Regions from separate parts of the Homo sapiens genome. Here region 1 is linked to region 2. The links are chromatin contacts, found by Hi-C in ENCODE. All regions are on one chromosome and are shown on one strand. Each heading gives the region's core, a stretch centred on a gene start or an enhancer-like site at or near the end of the contact. The rest is flanking DNA. Distances are from core to core; before and after follow the strand shown.

Region 1 (3,136 bases), core at 118-2,617, 1.6 Mb after region 2:
ATTTCATGCTAAAAGCACAATTATAGGTATCTCTAGAGGCTAAAATATTTTAAAGGCTACAAATCCCTAGTTATTCTGTTCTCTGGTGCTTGTTTAATTTTTTCAAAGACATTATCTCCTGTCAGGTAATGAGATCTCTCCTCCTAGTTAATCTTTTTTCTCTTTCCATGGAATAAATTGGTATTTTTGCATGGTTGGCAGGAATAGGGCAGTGGCAGGTTTGAGAAAAATCCAGATAAGAAATCTGATGCCACCAGTGTTACGTGCCTCTTGGTAGATCAACCAAAATAGCCAAGCAGATGAGGCCCTTTGATTGGCCTACCTGGGTGGCATGCCCACCACAGGTTCCAGAGGAACCGGTCCATCTAGTTGGGTTCTGCTGGCAAACCTGTCAGGAGAGAGGGGTCAGAAATTTGGGGCTTGGGGGTGTGAAGGATGTTCAGTGATCATTTGTGACTCTCATGGGTGTTCTGGCCTTCTCAAATGTCAGTGTTCCTATGACCTAACAGCTCATCCTTTTAGGGCCCTTACTATATGCTAAGCGTTGTTCTAAGTACTTCATGTATGTGTTCTCTTTAAATCTAATGATAAGAATGGGTTCTCATTTTTCACTCTCACTATATATACACACACACATAAACACATCTGCATAGGTGTTATGCATATATGTTGTGTCTCTGTGTGTGTTAGCTACTGATTTTTTTTAATCAGTGAGATTTACATCCCATCTTCTTTGGCAGCCCTTTTCTGTGAAACCACACAGTGCTTGCTCTTGAAATGTCATGACATGTTAGGGACTCACCAGGCCATGTCTGTTTACAGTCATGTTACGTTTTGTGCTTGTCACATTACTGCATCTTAAACTATTTGAAGGTGGAGATAATTTCTTACACATTTTGTTGTGTCACATGGTTCACACAGCCTGGCACAGAGCACAGGCTCATCTCTTTGCTGAGGAATTAGAACCCGACTGCAGCTTTGAACAGAGTGGGATTGTGGTTGGCAGAGTTCAATGGATTTATTTATCTTCAAGATCATATTTTATATTTTGCTCTGTCAAATCAGGATATCTTCTCAAGGTGAAAATTCCAATAACAACTGAATATATAAATATGGCTAGAAACTGGAAAATGAGATGTTGTAGATAATTAGACATTTATTCAGGGAGAAAATGGCTGCACTGATTTTTCCCCTGGTAATTGGCTTTACTTTTCTTTATAATTAAAAACTAACATATTGCTTTTGTAAAAATATGACCTATTTCCTTTACTTGTAACTTTAAAAAGTGAATTCTACCAATTTGAGTGTAATCATTACTGACTCATAAATCACTTGAGAAAAACAGACTTTGAACATTTCCTGTTTTGCAAATGAGGAAACTGAAACCCAGGCATGTTAAGTGGTTGGGCCAAAGTCACACATTACATTACTAGCAGAGACACTTTGACTTAGAATATATATTTTATCCAATAAATATTCAGGGTCTAGTAGATACCTTGCTGCTGGTAGGAACCCAATAAATATTGGTTGGGAGAATAGATTATTCTGACTGGGTACTGACCAATCAGAACAGAAGTTGCCCTTAACAACTAGTGTGGCCATAGTGGTGCATATTGACAAAGTGTCGGCCCTTTGGAAAGCCAAAGGAGGCTAACCACTGTGCCTGCACCAAGTAGGCAGATGGTCAGAGCTGAGGGTTCATTTACTTCATCCCTTTGTTTTTCTAGATGTGTCCCAAGCCACACATTCAAATCAAGAAGTGGAAGTCAGCTTGTGGGTTCCTGGTGGATAGTGCTTTCCACCACATCAATTCTAAATGTGTGGATAGAAATGACATGAGGTTATAGTAGAAAGACAGTAATTTGGTTCTTGGTAACTAAATAGTTCTGTAATGAGGCAGGGGCAAGTTAACCCTTAAGGAGAATGATTAGAAGTGTTTAGCTTCATTTAGGAGACAAGAGTGAAGCTGAAACTCAAATGAGAAAGTAAGAAGTCAAGAAACTATAGATATCATGAAAGTCTATGAGTAAAATGCATCATTGAAAGTGATAGATAAGAGAATCATTAAAAGATTTCCTGGAGAAGGTTGCTTGGGGTTCAAGGTAGGAGAAACAGAAGGGAGCAGAAGATTATAGTTGTAATTGACTCACCAACCCATATCTTCAATCATATTCTTTGGTTTCAACATTCTAATACCTCTATAGAATTCCAGTTCACTGATGCCTAAAGTAGCAGTGTCCTTGGCAATGATTTAAAAGACATCCTGTGAAGAAAAGCATGCTACTAGTTTAACTTTTTTTTCTTAGTTTTGAAAAATAGAATGAGGATTGACCACTCCTACTCAATTATGAACCAGGGTAGTGCTTCTAGAGAGTCAGTTTTATCCTCATTTATCATAGCAAAAAGTCAATAAATGATATATGACAGTTAATAAATCTGGAAATAATGCATAAGATTTTCTTTTAAAATTTAAAGATTATCAACATTACAACTGAAACGGGAACAATTAGCAGAATTAAAGCGTTTCTCTTTTGCCAGAACAAATAGGGGACAGAAAAAATGTTACAAATAGTTATTAATTGCTTTTCAAAATAAACCTTTCTGTACTAAGTTGTTTTTCGTTTGTTTGTTTTGAGCCCAGGTACACACTACTTTAATAAACTTTATAATATGAAAAGGAAGATAATTTTTCCAAATTGTTTTCTTTTGGTGAGGGGGAAGCGCAGGGAGGATTCTCTGTTAGGAGCCAGAAACGTGGATGAAACAGAGGGTTTCTTCAAAGGACGAGTCCGTAACCAATCTTTTAAAAATGAATGGCAGGGATTCAATCTATCAAATTAAGATACATTTGGCTACTTTCCCAATGCCTTTTCTTTCCCTCTAGAGCTACTTAGTGAGTCATCCCTACAACAGGTATTTAGTAAACATGATGAGGGAAAAATTCCTTAATGTTCCCCAAAGCCAAATTCAAATCTTTTTCAGTTACAAATTTAGGCTATTTTGCTCCTCTTTTAATTGGTATAAATAATGGCTCAGCTAAATTTTGAGTGTTCTTAATAGTATGTTGAATAAGCACAGTGATATAATGCAAATCTAAAAATCCATTGGATCTTCCTAAGAAAAAAACTGCTACTGA
Region 2 (3,137 bases), core at 541-3,040:
TGGGTGTGGTGACTTACACTTGTTATCCCAGCACTTTGGGAGGCTGAGGTGGGAGGATCACTTGAGCCTGGGAGTTCGAGACCAGCCCGGGCAACACAATGAGACCCTGTGTCTATAAAAATAAAAAATAAAGTGAAAAAAAAAAAAGAAATACAGAGTAACTTATCTGCAGAGTGCTTTCAATCCCTACCATTTTTCCTTGTTCTTATCATATGCCACACACAATGATAAGATTCTCAGACTGCTAAAGATCAGTAACAAACCACCTCTGTCCTCACCTCTGATAGCAGAACTTCTCAACAGTCTCTCCTACCTGCGTGTAACACTATGGGTATATTTGAGCAGTACGCAGACACGGCAGGGGCAGGCATCAGGGCAAATAGTGTTCACTTTGGGACCAAAGGGTGACTCTTGATGCACGTCATGAGTTTCTTTGCAGCTATGGAGCTGAAGTGGAGCTTAGAGGTTAGGGAACAAAGGGACATGGAGCCCAGGCCAATCAGAGTTCTACATTGCCTTTTCTTGGTAGTTTCAGAGCAGCATCAATGCAGATGGTATGGTCTGAGCTAAGCCCAGGCCAATCAGAGTTCTACATTGCCTTTTCTTGGTAGTTTCAGAGCAGCATCAATGCAGATGGTATGGTCTGAGCTAATCTGAAGCTTTTCAAGAGCAAGATGTTTTCAGGCAAATTTTACATCCTTAAAATTTCAAAAGGGTTTGTAGACTTAGTGCATCTAATTTCTTGAAGATGTATTAATTAGACACAAAGTTAATTGTATCAATATCCAAGTATACTCTTAAGAATGAAATGGGTATATAAGGTAGCACTTATGTTTATGGCTGGTAAGGCTGTGTAACAATTTGGCCAATGGACAGGAAAGCAGGAGACTTATTGGAAAGAGCAGGTAATATATGACAATTAGGGCAGGTTGGTGAGAGGGAAGCTTTAGAACTAAACTATGGCAACTTCAGAGCAGACCAGAACCTGTGGGACTGTTGAAGGCCAGAGCTAGGGTGGGTCTGAGACCTTGTCTAATCTAGAGCCATTCAGGCAGAGTTTCAGAGGAACCTGTGGATATGCGTCAGTCCCCTCTGATATGCAGGAGCCTATTCCATTGTGTATCTACACAGTTCTTTTTTCCAAAATGGTTATAAAGCATTTTCTTAAAAACTAGCCTTCAGGTTCATGAAATACGAGGAGGAGGAAGTGAAAATGTACTGACTGCTACTGGTAGACCTAGGGTCAGCTTTGAGGACTGAGGTAACCACCACAGGAAATAAGTTTTGAGGTCTGATTTTGAAACAATATTGGAAGACCATTCCTTTGTGAGATAGAAACTTCTCCATTTTAATTTTAGTATTTTAAGCTTTTCCTACAGGTCAGTTGGGAATAATTTTTATTTAGGGACTCACAATCTTGAATTTTTAGCTAAATGCCTTAAGAATAAAATATTATTTAAAAAGTATTAAAATGCTGTGATTCCAAACAGTTTCTTGTTCAAGATGAAGAATATAAAAATATACCACCATGTCTCGGCAACTGGAAAAGCAGATTTTAATTTTCATTCCAAAAATGAGAGACTGAAAATCAAAGGCTTAGGACCACAATCCACAACCCTCCTCCCAACCTCCTGTCTGTCTTTGATAAAAAGCTACAAAGAAAAAGTTTCAGGAAACTTTCAGACATTTATAATTAGCATAAACACTGTATACCAAGATGTGTAAGTCAAAACGTCTAATTACTCTGGGATACAAGCTCAGGCATGTGGCAACAGAATACTGCCTGAAAGGTCATTTCAACATCAAGTCACGGACGTCCTATTTACATAAGGATCTAGGGCAGAAGCACAATGTGCACACTGCTGCAACTTTCTCATATGTGAATGCTAACATCTGCTGAAAAGCTGTTGGTACCTTTACTGCAGGTTTCCTGTCCTTGAGTCAAATACTTTCTACTCAATATTGGATTGAGGTATACATTAGATTAAAAATAGAACCAGCAAGGGTTTTCTTCATTTATTTAAGTGTTTTGTTCTTCTGTGGGATTACAAATCATTCAAACTTACAGAATTCTTGTTTGACAGACACCTTTTCTGATAAGGTGATTGTAAATGCTCAGTGAACCAGCAGTACCATGGTTTGACATGACAATTCCTGGTGTTAAAGTGGACTCATATAGCTGAGCGGGCCAAGATCATCTATAATTTCTTTTTTATAGATTAGGGACAATGAGGCTTAGTGATTTGTTCAAGTTAGAGTCATACTTAGATTGACAACCCCTGTACTACAAATCCGAGCCTGCTCCATGGCTGTCTGAAACACTCATTACCTTGTAATACTAACATATTATGTTTATAGTCTTTCTCCCTTCACTAGAATATAAGCTCTGCAAGGACAGAGGCTTTTGTCTGTTGTGTTCCCTGAATATATTGTCAGCACCTCAAGTGGTGCGTGGCACAAAGTAGTCACTCAATGCATATTTGTTAAATGAAAAGGTGGATTAATGCCTGAGCCAGGCCTAGAACTGAAGTGTTTGCTTTCTTTCCACCAGCATTTCTGAAGCATGCTGAAAAGTTTCCTTATGTGAAAGAGGGGTTCTTTCCTCAAATAAATTTAGGAAATGCCAAGTTAAACAAAATAACTTTCTTTGCTGTGGGTCTTTTCATACTGAATAGTTTCCCAATTTGTATGGCCTCAGAACCCACCTCCCCTCCGGCATCCCAGGAAGCCAGTCCATCTCTTAATTTTATCTAAAATCTATTATTTGACTATATATAGACTATATATTAGCTTAGATACAAACTTACTGCAAACATTTAAACATTAGAATTCTCTGTTGTTCTCAAATTATTTCTAGACTCTTGATTCTGTGACTTCCTTAAAATCTAGAAAATATACTTTAAGCTAGAGAAATATATTTGCATGTACTATTCAGGCTCCACAGTTTAGGGACAGAATAGTCTAGAATCAGAACAGAAAATAGAAACCTCAACCTGAAAGCCACATGTGCTATTTTTTAAACTAGACCTGCAGTTATGACTTTAGGCCCAAACATTATGGGTTGAGGGGAGAAAAAAAAAAAAGCCTCTCACATCAGCCCAGATGTGCAAACCAATGCTGAAGGGTGGAGGAGTAGG

What was found. A loop is a pair of places that touch in the nucleus more often than their neighbours do. Pooled maps may share reads with other maps.
Region 1: a pooled map shows a loop between it and region 2 (14-fold over the local background). The contact joins two enhancer-like sites. A Hi-C loop is called at or near these places in 2 of 37 single-sample maps with no recorded cell type and 2 of 50 pooled maps.

What each region holds. Positions count from the first base shown.
Region 1 is chr5:97,546,809-97,549,944 of GRCh38, forward strand. All of the region lies in intron 2 of LINC01340 (long intergenic non-protein coding RNA 1340), which reads left to right. Among named protein-coding and RNA genes, the nearest start is that of LINC01340, 44 kb to the left of the region's middle. Within about 2 kb of position 1,368, at least 2 of the 41 ENCODE cell types and tissues checked have a DNase peak (open chromatin) inside an H3K27ac peak, as active enhancers do.
Region 2 is chr5:95,923,106-95,926,242 of GRCh38, forward strand. The region is part of intron 2 of ELL2 (elongation factor for RNA polymerase II 2); the gene reads right to left. Among named protein-coding and RNA genes, the nearest start is that of ELL2, 37 kb to the right of the region's middle. RefSeq lists enhancers at 999-1,138, 1,620-1,914. Within about 2 kb of position 1,791, at least 6 of the 41 ENCODE cell types and tissues checked have a DNase peak (open chromatin) inside an H3K27ac peak, as active enhancers do.